Regions from separate parts of the Homo sapiens genome. Here region 1 is linked to region 2. Evidence: chromatin contacts called from ENCODE Hi-C or POLR2A ChIA-PET data. All regions are on one chromosome and are shown on one strand. The core of a region is the stretch at or near the end of the contact, and the rest is flanking DNA. Distances in the headings are between cores, read along the strand shown.

Region 1 (6,910 bases), core at 2,796-5,295, 480 kb before region 2:
CCTCAGCCTCTCAAGTAGCTGGGATTACAGGTGTGAGCTACCATGCCCAACAAGAAGGTGATTCTTAAAAAAGAGAAAATAATACACAGAGAAAAAGTAAAACAGTTATTGTCTTCACATCAATAAAAAGGGAGACTGAGCATTTCCTAAGTGGAACTATTTATAGCTTATACCAAGCTTTAAACTATACTAGATATTTAGTTGATTATATTTCCCAACTCTAATTATTAAAATTAATTTAATCAGTGTGGGAAGAAAATTTAAGAGGGAAAAATAAATCTGCTTTATGATTTTCAAAGTTAGTTTTCTACACTGATCGATGTATGAATAAGTGCTCAGGTGCCAATTCATTTCCTGCCATGGAGATACTGTGCTTTCTGAGTTTTAGAGAGTTAAACTCCAGAAGGCAATAGTGGTTCTATCTGTTGTGCCTGCCTACCCAACATTCATTACCCCATTTTTCTGCTCACAGCCTTTTGATTTTCTTTAGGGGAGCCACCTCTCACTCCACTTTCAGTTCATGACGCTAGGAATAGTTATGTGACCTGGGCTTGGCCAATCAGGGCTTGGTTCAGAGATGGGTACATTACCAAAGCTAAGCCAATGTGAGCCTGACTGGGATTTTGCAGGCACTATTAAGAAAGAGATTCTTTGCCCTTTGGTATGCTGATGCTTGGAGCTTCTACCTGAGAGTGAAACTAACACAAAGAAAGCTGACAGATGGTAAATTCAACTCATACTGCAACTTGGATGTGCCAATAAAATGTAATTTCTCTAGTTTGTCCATAACCAGTCTGGTCCTTCACTAGTTAGGGTTTAAATCTTGATTCAATCCAATAATTCAATATCCCCATTGAGAACATGCTCGCTTTCTCAGATGGCTTCCTCTTTCTCCTTCCCCTCCTATAAAGATGCCATCTGGATGCATGGCCAATATTCAACAGGTACATGGCATTATGGCTGCCCTCATTGATAAAATACTAAAGTATGCATGGAGCAGTTGGTAAACAGGTTCTGCCCTGAGGTCCCTGCTCCTCATAATCCATCAACTAAAGGGTTAACTCTGGACATAGTAAGACATCTCCATTTATACTCCTCAGCGCCTGAGCCTGTAAGGATTTTTAAATGTTTTGATCGTCATCCAGGTAGGGTGTGCTGGGGTGGAGGTAGTATGGTGGTGTGTGTCTTTTCTGTGTCCTCATGGTGTTGAGAGGAAGGGAACTTTTGTCCTTGTACTGGTCCTTGAGCATAGCTGCCTTGTATGTGATTATTTTGAGACAACATCCACTTTTTGTCTGTCCTGGGTGCACTGCAAGCCTCTGATGTGGGGGTCTGTGGATGGGGAGCTTGTGTCCATCTGAGGTGATCTGAAGCAGTGCTCCCAAAGGTGTTTCCTGACTGGCTTAGCTCCTTCTCTGCTTTTCCTGCTGCTACAGACTCCGACTTCTGTCCATGACTTCCTATCAACCCTGGTCCCAGGGGTCTCCTCGGCAGCCCAAACCACTGAGTCACCTCACTACAATGATCACCTCTGGCAAGCTGGCTACAGGCTTTCTGCTATGTCTGGGTAGAATCTAGCCTTCCCAGGGACCTGACAGAGCTTGAAAAGTCCATAGCAGGGCCTGCTGCTACCCGACCAACACTGGGCTCTTCCTCTCATAATTCTGGAGGGGGCGTGGGGGAACGATCTCCCTCTGCCTTTGTGGTTAAGCTTTACTTTTCCAATACAATCTCTCCACTCAGGCCTCTTGTTTATTCTGCTACTTCTGTCCTCTGATAATCCCCACTTTCTCCTGGTCTAGACCTTTCGAATATAAAACCCTAAGGTTTAGTCTACCAAGCTCAGTTCTTGACCCTCTGAAGAGGAAGGTAATGGAATGTACAGGATATTTTCTCAAGGTAAGGGCTTGAATTACATGGCTATTGCCTTGCTACAAAATTTATTTTTGAATGCCAGAAGCTGAGTGTTATGTTTTCTTTCTCTTTGCATACTTTCTGGAAAGAACTTTCATTTCTTCCTAGGCAGATAAATGCCTAGAGTAGACTAAGTTCATATGCTTTGAAAGGCAAAAGAGAAAACTACATTGATAATTTCAAAACATTATGCCTATCATACATGACAACACCTTTAAAGCACCTGAAATCTAACTGGGCCTAAAGCCAGTCTACCCAGTTTTTAGCAAACCCATGGATCCCGTGGTTAGAGCTGGGTTTCAGTCACTTGCTACCCATAGTCCTGACTGACATGGTAATAACAGTATCCATTTCACATTATTTGAATAGCACTGGGCACAGCTCCACATGCAAATGGGTCTGATTAAATGCATTTGATGGTAAGATTACTGCCAGGGTTAGATCCTGACACAGATAAACCTTGCTTAAAGAGCTCCCCAAGTCCATTTCTAAACCTCCCATGTACGTTTCTTCCTTTCCAGTGGTAGAAAAAAAATAACCAAGGAAGAGGATCCCTTCCTTTGGGTTATCTGGGGCCAGAATCCCCTCTTCTGTCACTCACCCTGTGGTGGTGCTGGGGGTTGTACTGAGACTCCAAGTTATTTCTCCTTGCTGACCCCTCCTGCTTCCCCTTTCCTATAAGCTCGTTCCAGTTTCCCATAGTTGCAAAAACAAAACACAACAAATAAAACAAAACGACAATGAATAAAGGAAACTCTCCCTGCCTCCCCTTTTAGCTGTAACTTCCCCCTCCCTGCCTAACCAACTCTCTTGAAGCAGTGGTTTATACCCACTACCCCTGCCTCTTCTCTTCTTTGACTCCATTTTGCTTCTAACCTAGTGTGATTTTGTTTCTGCCCTCACATCCCCACTAAAACCAATGTCTCACAAGTAATCAATGACTTCCTCATTGTCAAATACAACAGACATATTCCGGTGCTCATTTGCTTCACATCTCGGTGGCATTTCCCACTCCTGACTACGTCTTCAACCTGGAGAGTCTTGATGTGAACTGCTTGATGCCACTTTTTTCTGGTTTTCTTTCCATTTCTCCATCTGTTCCTCAGGATCTCTTATTTGATCCTTAGGATCTGGTATCTGTCAGGTTTGGGTTTCATGCTTTCATAGTCTTTTCATTCTGCCTGCTCTTCTGGGCCATCCCAGCCCTGCCTTGGCTTCAGTGACCATCTTTAAGTTGACTGTTCCCCAGTGGGCACCTCCAGGCCTCTCTCCTGTGCTTGGAACTCATGTTCCTAACTCTTCCTGGAGGTCTCCACCTGGATGTCCTACAGCCACCTCAAACCCATGTTCAAAACATGCCATCTTCCTCTCAGGTCCATTTCTGTTCCTCTACTTGCAATCACAGTAAATGGTATCAACATCCATGAAGCTGCACAAAGAACCCGAGAATCCTCCCGGATTTCTATTTCCTTTCCCCTTTCCCTGCCTACTGAGGCAGAACCTTGTACCTGGCAGTATATCAGATATCCACCCAGAGTAGTGTGTATGAGTGGATGAATGAACTATGGTGCTACAGAACACCATGGCTCCAACTTGAGTCTGAAACTTGATGTCATTTTGCCTTTCACAGTTTTTCACTGCTTCTTCTTTAATATGAGGGAGTCCACCTAGATGATCTTCAGCTCTGAGATCTATGATCCACACTACTCCAATGTGACACCTTAGTCACTTATCCACTTAACTCCATTCCTTTTTCTTGTGCCTATCACACCTAGGTAAAGGGGAGGGGAACCCCTATGATAAAATGGGACTTAAAACTTAAATTATGCCAGATTACAGAACATATTTTCCCTGGTAAGAGGTCCCAATGTCTCTCTGCAGCCACCTACCTTGAGTCACCGTGAGAACTGGAAAGGGAAACAGGAAGAGTGCATGGGAAGGGCGGGAGAAGCTGAAGGAGAGATTAACAGAAGCCATTTCCTCCTTTCCCTGTCATGCCAGATCCTCTGTCTGTGTGAGTCTCCCCAAGCGCTGCACACGGGAAAGCACCTTCCCTCTTGTTCCTCATGACTTCTGTCTGGAAACGAGTACCGTGACTGTCTCCTGAACGCCTACGTGCCTAGCACTTTCTACTTCTCAAAACATTGCACGAATATTTATTTGAGAGCCTTCCATGCGCAGGCACTGTGCTAAACAATGTGCACCTTATCTCATTTAAATCCCACGACCCTAGCCTATTTTTATCTCCGTTTTGCAGACCAGAAAGCTAGGGCATGGAGCGGTTAACTGCTTCACTAAGGCCATCCAACTAGTAGTGTGGTTCTGGAAATCATCATATCAAACCCAGGTCTGTCTGATTCTATGCCCAAATCCAGGGCAGCCGTGGCTACACTGCTTCTGACGTATTCGTGGTTATCTTTCGCTGCCACTCAAGACACTGAGTACACAGTATCTAGGCTTTTGATAAGTGCTCATTGAAGAAGTGCTTAAACCATGTCAATACGAGCTGGATCTGGTCCCAGCTGCCAGAAGCCAGAAATGCAGCTTTGGGCCTTTCCCATCACCTCTTTGGGCCTCAATTTCCTCATCTGTAAACGGGAGGCATTATGCAAATGCCCTCGAAGGAGGCTGTGCCTTTAACATTCTGTGGCTCTGTTCTCATGGCGCAGTGTCCCCAACGTGCTGCCAAGAAACTGCACTGACGGCAGGACCCAGCAGCTCAGCTCTCCTACGCGGCCCCAGCGGCACGGCTGACGCATGCGCCCTCGCCCTCCATCCTCCGCCCTCGCGCCCCTTGCCTGGCGCGGAGGCAGCTCTTTTCTGCGCACGCGCAGGCCCTCGCCGCCGCCTGACCGCTGGATTGCCTCGCTCCAGGAGGGCGCGGCTGCCTCCCCCGACGCTGGGGAAATCAGTGCTCTCGACAGGGATAGGGGTCTGCCTGCCAGGAGCCATTCGGGGCCCACGGGGGAGCCGCCTGGCCCTCGTTAGGCAAGGTCCCTGGGAAAGCTGCCCCCCACAGGAGAGCGTGTTCCCGCCCGCGCGCTGGACGTGCCGGGGAGCACAGAGAGGCTCTTCCCGCTCGCAGCACAGATGGAAACGCTCTCGCTCTGCGGCCTGGGCTGGGAGGCAGGGGAGGGCCCCAGAGCCCTGCCAGCCCGCAAAGCTGGGAGGATTTTCCTCTCAAAAACGATACCGCTGATTAAACTGAAAACTTCTAAGGTCACGGAGGACGTTTATCCGGGCTGGGGCGGGGAATGGGAGGGCTGGAGGCGTCACCTGATGTTATAAGCTACTAAAAGGCAGCGGACTCTGGCCGGGAGGCAGGCGCTTCATTGCAGCTTAGGGATGAATACATAAACCTGGGCGGCTATTTTTACACTGGCTGAAACAGAGAGCGTGTGTGTGGCAGGGGAGAGGACGCAAGCAGCCCTCCCCCATTCATCCCCTGATCTTCCCCTTCCATCTGGAGAGTTACTCCTCAGAACCGAAGCATTTTTATTTTTATTTTTTGAAATCAGGGAAGGGAAAAGGAATGCAGATCAAAACGTTTCCTAAATGGTAAAAATAAATGAGATAGCAGCATTCTGAATTCTCACGCCTTGGTACTCTCAGTCCTTCCTCCCCTTGTGTGCAGTCTTTTGAAGTCCAAGGTTGTCGGTCTGAGTTTGTCTTTTCCTGCTCAGGAAACATGGAATGGCTTCTGCAAGGTTTGGGCCTGCAGAGAGCTGGAGGAGACAGAGAAAAGAGGAGACTTTTTGCCAAAAATGCATTCTCGATCCCGGCGTGTGCCTGTGCACTGTTGAGTGTGACTTTGTTCTGTTAGGACTTAAAAGAAAGCTCTGCTTCTTTAAATAGGAATTTTCAGACCATGATAAGCACTGAGAAAGCAGAAGATTGTCCAGGAAGGGTGATTGCTTTGAATTTTCACCTGATTTAGACCCACTGAAGCCATTGCCTGTGCTTTCTTGTCAGAATAAATTTGGAGCTGAACTCACCATACCCAAGAGGGAGGCGTGCTCGGGGTAGGGCTGTGAGCTGTATGGGGAATTCTTGCTGACATCAAATCGTTTCAGATCACTCAATTTACTTTGATTTCGTTCAACGTCATTTCATTTTCTTTCCAAGTCCTCTAAGAAGTCTGGAAAAGGAGACACTGAAAATAATTGCAAAACTTAAGGCATGAAATGAAATATCTCCTAAAATTAAAGTAAGGTTGTAGAGGTTCACCATCTTAAGGATTTGTATAGATGACCTTTTAGCAATTTTTCATTTGAGAATTATGGAACTACAAACACACACACACACACACACCAAAACCCCGCAAAAAGGAAACTTCATTAGGAAGGGAAGGTTACCTGCAAAGCTCTTCATTCAATGTGTCATTTCTAAGATTCACTAGATTGGAATGAGGATATAGAGTGGGAATGTGTGGGGTGGGCAAGAAGCAGGGCATAGGGGGAGTTTTAAATTTGTTTCATCCATGACTAATGTCTCCAACAATGGGGAATAAAACAAATTTTGCCTTTTGTAAAGGGAAATTGAAATTCAAAGTTGTGGAGGAACATTCCTACCCTGGGAGTCTTGACAGCCTCCTAGGGTCCAGCACAGCTGGGCTCTTAGAAATTCACCTACTTCTTCCAAAGGCAGGTCAAAAGAAGGTTGCTTTATTGAGATAGTACAAATCAAGGACTCCTTCATAGCAGAAAACCCCCAAACACCTCTACTATTTGTGTGCCAGTAACTTCCAGCCAAGTTTGAGGAAAGCCCCAGATTATCATTATTATTGTTTGTTTTCATATATGTTTGTTTATTCTGTTTTGCTTTTTAAAACGTAGCAGAACTTGTACGTCCAAATGTATGCACACCCTGAGAAAACTTTCAAACCACTGTTTAAAAAGTGGGAGCAGGACCATTACCTTATGTCCCAGAGGACAATTCTAGGCTAGCCCCCTTTTCTATCCCTAACAAGCTTAAAGACAGTATATCTCACCTGTGG
Region 2 (7,366 bases), core at 2,438-4,937:
ATGATCTCACTTTCATGAGTATGCATGATGATTACATAGAAATCACAGCTAACCAGAAATTAAATGATTTGTTCCTAGCGTTAGTGGACGTGACTATTGCCTCTCTATGTCCTTTCCAGCCAGATTATTGCTCCAAGCCTTTCACAGTACCTTTAATTCTAAATGAGTGAGTGAGTTGGAAATGGACATGTTTAAGCCATTCAGACTCATGAAATATGAGTAGAAGTGTGCTGGCCTCTTTTAGATGTAAATAAGAAAGGATTTTGCCCTTATTGCTGCTGGCAGTCATCTATCTCCACGTCGTAAAGATACCTAGACTTAGGAAAAAGTCCACACTGTGGTGTGCAGAGCAAAGAGGCAAACAAACAAACAAACAAACACCCGGGCCTTTGAAAGATTAATCCACAGAATCAACCCTGAAGTCTGTCCTTTCTCTATACTTTCGGTTATGTGTGCTAGTGTTCTCTTTAGTGCAACCCCATTAAAATAAATCACATCTTTAAGAATAGTCCAGATCTCATAATCTCATCCTGTAGTTTGTTTGAAAGAATCTGAAGCCCACAGATTCAAGTAATTTACTCAAGCATTGCTGTATTCATTTGCCAGGGCTGCTTTTACAAAGCACCACAAACTGGGTGGCTTAGACAGCAAAACTGTATTTTCTGACAGTTCCGGAGACTCGAAGTCCAAGATCAAGGTGCAGCAGGTTTGGTTTCTTTTGAGTCCTCTTGCCTTAGCTTGCAGATAGCAAACTTCTGGCTATGTTTTCACATGGTCTCTCCTCTGTGTGCACAAGTCCCCGGACTTTTTCTGTGTGTCAAAATTTCCTCTTCTTATAAGGACACCAGTAAGATTGAATTTGGCCCCACCCCAATGGCTTCATTTTAACTCAATCACTTTTTAAAGGCTTTATCTCCAAATACTGTCACATTGTGAGGCACTGGGAGTTAGGGATTCAATTTATGAACTTTGTTGTGACACAATTCAGCCCATACCTGTTACACTGTGCTTTTCTTACCACAACGCTAGAGCTCAGTTTAGGACCCACATTTCCTGACTCCCAGCTGCACTTTCTTACCACAATGAAAAGAATACTGAATTTCTGCATAATGTTTGTATGGAGTATGATAAAATTCTTAGCAGTAAAAAAGTAGCATTTGTAAGGGCGTGGAGGTGGCAGTTCGTGAGCAGCAGTGCTGGAAAGAATATGGAAACTTCAAAAAGCCTGGCTAAAGTGACAACTCTAGAAGCCAAATACATAGAGAAGGAAATTTTATTTTATGATCCAGAAACAATTGAACATATCTATGCTATTCAATAATAGAAGACTGGTTGGGTAAATCATGATGTATCTGCTTGTATGAAATACTATGCAGCCTTAAAAATTATGAAGTTGAATATATTTCTTAACATGAAAAGATAAGTGTGATACAACTGGGGAAAGACAGTCTCTTCAAAAAGTGGTGCTGGGAAAACTGTATATCCACATGCAAAGGAATAAAGTTAGATTCTTACGTTCTACCATATACAAAAATTAACTCAAAATAGATTAAAGAACAAAATTTAACACCTATAACTATGAAACTCCTAGAAGAAAACATAAGGGAAATGCTTCAGAACACTGAATTTGGCAATGATTTCATGGCTATGACACCTCAAGCACAGGCAACAAAAGCAAAAGTAGACAAGTGGGACTATATCAAACCTGAAAACTTCTGCACATCAAAGGAAACAATCAACAGAGTGAAAAGGCAACCTGTGGAATGGGAGAAGATATTTGCAAATTATATACCTAATAAGAAGTTAATATCCAGAATATATAAGGAACTACTATAACTCAATAACAAAACCACAAATAAACTGATTTTTAAAATAAGCAAAAGACTTGAATAGATAATTCTCCAAAGACGATGTACGAGTGGCTAACAAACATATGAAGAGAATGCACAACATCACTAATCATAAGAGAAAGATAAATCAAAACCATAATTACATACCACCTCATACCTATTTGGATGGCCAATATCCGAAAAACAGAAAATAACAAATGTTGGCAAGAATACAGAGAAATTGGAATCCTTGCACACTGTTGGTGGGAATGTAAAATGGTTCAACCACTATAAAAACGGTATGGAAGTTCCTCAAAAAATTAAAAATAGAATTGCCATATGATCCAGCATATATACTCACTTCTGGGTATATATCCAAAAGAATTCAAAGCAGGATTTTGAGGAGATATTTGCACACCTAGGTTTATCACAGCATTATTCAAAATAGCCAAGTGGTGAAAGCAACCCAAATGTCTACCAACAGATGAATGGATGAAGAAAATGTATAAAAGTATATACATCTAATGGAATATTACGCTGCCTTAAGAGAGAAGGAAATTCTGTCACATGCTACAACACGGATGAAACTTGAGGACATTATGCTAAACATTCACAAAAGTACAAATACTGCATGATTCCACTCAGATATAGAGTCTAAAATAGTCAAAATTAAACAGAAAGTTGAAAGGCAGTTACTAAGGCAGAGGGGAGAGCGAATTAGCGTTGAACGGGGTTTCACTTTTACAAGATGGAGAAGTCCTAGAGATCTGTTGCACAACAATGTAAATATGCTTAGCACTCCTGAACTATACACTGAAAAATGGTTAAGATGGTAAATTTTAAGTTCTGAGTTTTCTACCACAATAAAATTATTTTTAAAATAGATTACACAACTCTGGTATGTTCTGGTTTAAAAACATATACATGTATGTATATATGCAGTTACTGGCAGTTTATACATGAAACTATTAGTACTAGATATTTATGAAAAATATTTTTCCCTCTACTTTTTTTCTTATTTAAATAAATCCGGATAATGTGTGTGTGTGGAGTACTGAGAAAGGCCTCCGTATCTAGGGGTAAACTGTGGGGACTTTTTCTGGCCAACCAAGCCAGCAGCAAACAGCAGGAAAGCGGGCAAATTTTGGACACAAATACAGCACCAGCCTCTGCCCTGGGTCTCTCCTCCGTTCACCACAGATCTCTTAGAGCTTTTCTTCAGAGCTTGGCCCCCTGCCTGCCCCCTCCCTTTAGCGATGTGTGGGGAAATTTCGTTTTATTTTGTCCTTCTTCCACCTTTTCCAGCCGCCGTGGAGTGCAGCGCTTTGGAACTTGAGCACGCGCGCTGCGCAGCCAGAGCGTCTACACACTGAGCCCGCACAGCTTCTGGGCACACGCACCCCGGGTCGGCCGGCCGGCCGGCCGGCTGGCTCCCCACCGCCCTGGTGAAATGGTTTGTCCCCAGTCGCAAGCTGTTTGGGTTGTTTGGAAATGTCTTTTCCTTGCCTGCGCCTCACCCTGAGCACATCCCCTTGCTTCTGGTAATAGCCTTCTAATAATCGCACGTTCGGCACGTCCTGTGTACCGACCACTCTGGGAAAAGGAGCAGCAGGGAGGCTAGGCTAGGAGCGGCCTAATCCAGGCGCCAGGCGGTCTTTGGAGAAGGGCCCTGTCCTTTGGAGAAGTCTGAAGCTTGCTGGAAATGTTTGATGACCGTTTTCCACTAACTTTTGTCATGCAGAGCCCAGGCTGAAAAAAGCTAGTCATCACATTCCAGTGTGGTCAAGGAGCGGTAAGGCGTGGATCTGAGCTTTCCTGATCCCCTGGTCCCTCTCAGAGCCCCAGTCCCCACCCTCTCCAGCCCTCAGCAGAGGAGAGAAGTGGCCGGGTGCTGGGAGGGGCTGAGGCCCGTTACTAATGAGTGTGACTTGGAAGCTGGACAGGAGAACTGCTTGCTGGTGTACATGTTCCCCCACCCCCACTGCTTTAAGATAAAAAGCAGGAGCCCCCAGAAGGGAAAATACGTGGCCTTTTTTTTTTTTTTTTCCTTTTGGACCTTGGAAACCAAGTGATAAAATAACAGTAATGCGAATGAAACTCTCCCTGAAACACTAATAAGAAAACTAATTGCAGATTCTAGGACAAGTCTCTCAGTGCCTCCAAGTGTTGCCATTTTGCTTACAAAGAAGTGAGATAAAGGGAGACAATGAAATACATTAAGTAGGTCATTGTGGGGGGAAAGTCTGAGTTCTAATGCACTTTCAGTTGTTTTTAGTCTCTTGATTATACCCAATGTTGACTGATACTGGAATCTTATTTCCATGATTGGACACAGTTACAATTTACCTCGATTAGTTATTAAGAATTGCAATGTAAATGTCAGATCGGTAGTACAGAAATTAAGTACAGATTTGCTCTTAGGCAGTTTTGCTTTTATTGGTTAACAGTATGGTGAACAGTAAAGAAAAAGATTGCTTGAAGCATAATTATGCAAATAGAAGCTGTTGCTATATGTTTCAAATGGATTATTTGTAGAAAAATCTATAGTCATCTACAGCAAATATTTAATTAATTTCCAGTCTTCTACTTGGCTAGGAACTTCATCAAATGAAGATGATGCAATCAGCACAAATTTATTGAGTGACACCTCTGTGTGGGATACTGTTCTGATCACCTTCTATTCACTCCATTATTGAAAGAGGAATTCCCCACCCTAAATAGTATGAGATAGTGGAACATCCAGCACCCAACACTGGACAGATGAGATTGATGGCAGTTTATGACTCACATAAGCTCACAGCCTAGGGGAGGACACAGGACACCATGCAGCGTCACTTGGGGTTGCACTCAGGAGTAGAGTGGACAAGCATGGCCTATGGGAGGCAAGTTCTGTAGCAACACAGGCTGGGGTGACCCCTGGTTCCCACTGGAGGATGAGTGGCTTATTTGAATAATTTCACAGGCTGGCAGGGAAGTAGAACCCCTTAGGTTGAAGACCAGGTAGCGTGCAGCTCATTTAGCTAATAGGGAAACTAGCCAGATGAGGAGCCTTTTCCACTGGGGAGGGCCTATCTGGCAAAAGCAGAACTCACAGTTAGTCTTTGGGGGCTCCAGGAAGCTCAAAGATGTCAAGGCAGCACAAAAAACTTTAGGCCTTACACTATAGATCCAAAAGAAGAGTAAGACATAGTCCTTGGCTGTAAAGAACTTGAGTTTTCTAGGCTGGGGTGGGAGTGGGGGTGCCAAACTATTATACATGGTTCTAACTGTAAATACAGGAGGACTTTTGAGCATATAGAGTAAAGTAGGTATAATAACAGCAGCAGACAGACTTCACAGAAAACATGGTGCTTGGCTAGAACTTCAAGGGTGAGTAGGATACGTGGTTGAGGGGAGTCAACCTGGGAAGGGGAAGCATTTTAGGAACGGAACAAGATGAGAATGGTCTTGCTGATGTTTCAAGACTGGTCTATTCATTTATTCAACATGTACTTATTAAGGGCCTGCTTGGCACATGGGCCTTCCAGGTTACAGGGTAAGAAAGAAACTCTAAGGACAGCATGTACCTTGCCAGTTGGACTGTTTGGTCCAAACTGGTGGTGAACTGTGTGGCAGTGGCGGCCAGGAAGGTGTTTAGCTGGGGCCTACCATTCACTGGTAGCCTCAAATGTGGACTTTGGTTGTAATCTCCAATGAGGTGGAACAACCCTGGAAAGATATCAGTGGGATATAAATATATTCAATTTGTAATTGTAATTGTTGTAAACACCCAAAATATACCACAATCTTAACACCCTCTTCAGCTTTTATTTTTTAATATACTAGGACCCTTAAAAAAAAAGGAAGTGGCCCTGGTGTCCCTTAACTTCTGGGAGGCCCTGCTAGCCAGACTGCTCCCCATCCTGCCAGAATGTGGTTGGCTCTTCTGGGCTCACCTCTGGACTCTCTCTTCTCAGGTCTGCACTGAGCATTCCCATTTTTGCACTCCTGGAGCACTTTGGGCTTGTTCTCTCCTGTGGAGCATTTAGTACTTAATGATCCTGCCAACTGAACTACCAGCATGTATGGGCAGCCACAATCAGGAAAAGATGCTTTTAAATTACTGAAGGGAGCACTCTGTTCTTTCCAGCACAGGGTGCTTATTTTCGGGTTGTCCAGCACGAGTGTGTACCCCCAAAGTTATTTATTGGAGACATGTTTCACCTCTTGTACTTGGCAACCAAAGCACAAAGATACATACCAACATGTTCTTAGGTTTGTTCTAATTTTATATCCCAAATGGCCTGAGAGAAAAGAAAGGGGTGTTCTTTGTCTCCAGGAAACTCAATGTGACTTAACTTTTTCTTCTTTAGTAAATTACTATGTACTTTGTGTTACTTATTTGTAATATATCAAATAAGTTAGCTGGTAAAATATAAAGAGAAAAAAAACCTCACCATATGTTCAAAGTCAACAACAATAATAACAAAAGAAAACTTTAAAAAAAAAATGGGGAGAAGAAAAAAAGGTTTACTGGATACAATTATCCCAACTGACAACAACTAAGTCCAAAAGCTATAACATAAATAGTTAAAATTCTCATGGCAAGGAATGAACTTGCCCCAAAATAAATGACTGTACAGATGAGCCCAAAGTGTTCCCGCACAAGCAAATTAATAGTTTGGTTTTCTAGGGGTAGATGTGCATAAACATCACATTAACTGTTCTGAGAACTGTTTGCAGATTTTAAAGACAACTGTGACCACTTTCATGATGACCCCATGGATGGTGATGTTCCCAGAACTGGACATCAGGAAATCTTTAAGTATGTACTAAATCAATTAGAAGGAAATCATGCTGACCCTAGAAGGGATTATGAGTTTAGTTGACACCTTAGTAGGAAAATGAAATATTCTGTTAATGACTCACTAAAGCATATAATGTCCTGGAACAGGGAATCACTGTACTGTACTTTCTTGCAAGAGGTGTAACATTTCAGATGCGCTCTTTGAGACTGGAGTTATTTGGGAAATGAGTACATGAAAATCATGAGACTGAGACAAATCACCACTTACACCCTGAAGAAATTCTGACCTCATCTGTAGACTGTGGTTTTCTTTGAAACCCTGAGTTGCTTTTGAACCATAATGTGTGCTTACGACTATCAAGTAGCTCTGACATGAAGCTTCAGGAGACACAAACCTTAGACATACCACAAAAATATGAGCTTAGAGGATACTACACAATAAAGTACTGTGGGAATTGTTGAAACCCTAGTGTCAGCTCTGGATCTATTGGCACTGCTCCTTTGCTCCTGATTGGCTGAAAGAGCTTTTGATCTGGTGGATTCTTGTGCCTAGGTCTACTCCACCTGGGACTAGAAGGTACCATGGGGTCCGTCTTCTCTCACACTCATAAAAATTGTACTATCTGGAGTCTAAGGCAGTTATATGTAAGAGGAATTACATAAACATAATGCACGTGTAACTTCATTTTGTTTTACATGATAAATTTTGCATAACTTTGTTTTACATTCAAACTTCTTTGTCTTTTAACCT

What was found. Hi-C counts contacts between places; a loop is a spot of excess contacts on that map. ChIA-PET counts read pairs that join two places held with the same protein, here RNA polymerase II (POLR2A). Pooled maps may share reads with other maps.
Region 1: a loop to region 2 is called in a map of right cardiac atrium, with 4 times the contacts of the local background. The contact joins the promoter of LINC00881 here to the enhancer-like site in region 2. A Hi-C loop is called at or near these places in 4 of 168 maps with a recorded cell type or tissue (A673, chondrocyte, right cardiac atrium and 1 more), 3 of 37 single-sample maps with no recorded cell type and 10 of 50 pooled maps. POLR2A ChIA-PET finds 5 or more read pairs at or near these places in 6 of 52 experiments (A673, AG04449, BJ and 3 more).

Annotation. Positions count from the first base shown.
Region 1 is chr3:157,087,016-157,093,925 of GRCh38, reverse strand. LINC00881 (long intergenic non-protein coding RNA 881) reads right to left here and starts at 4,045. Exons shown (of 3, transcript NR_034008.1): 1 at 3,804-4,045. All of the region lies in intron 3 of LINC00880 (long intergenic non-protein coding RNA 880), which reads left to right. It overlaps LINC02029 (long intergenic non-protein coding RNA 2029), which reads right to left. Exons shown (of 3, transcript NR_135546.1): 2 at 5,910-6,067; 3 at 5,379-5,639. RefSeq lists an enhancer at 3,641-3,740 and a silencer at 4,701-4,750.
Region 2 is chr3:156,602,137-156,609,502 of GRCh38, reverse strand. No RefSeq gene overlaps it. Among named protein-coding and RNA genes, the nearest start is that of SSR3, 51 kb to the right of the region's middle. Within about 2 kb of position 3,687, at least 24 of the 41 ENCODE cell types and tissues checked have a DNase peak (open chromatin) inside an H3K27ac peak, as active enhancers do; they include A673 and IMR-90, where a contact is called at or near this core.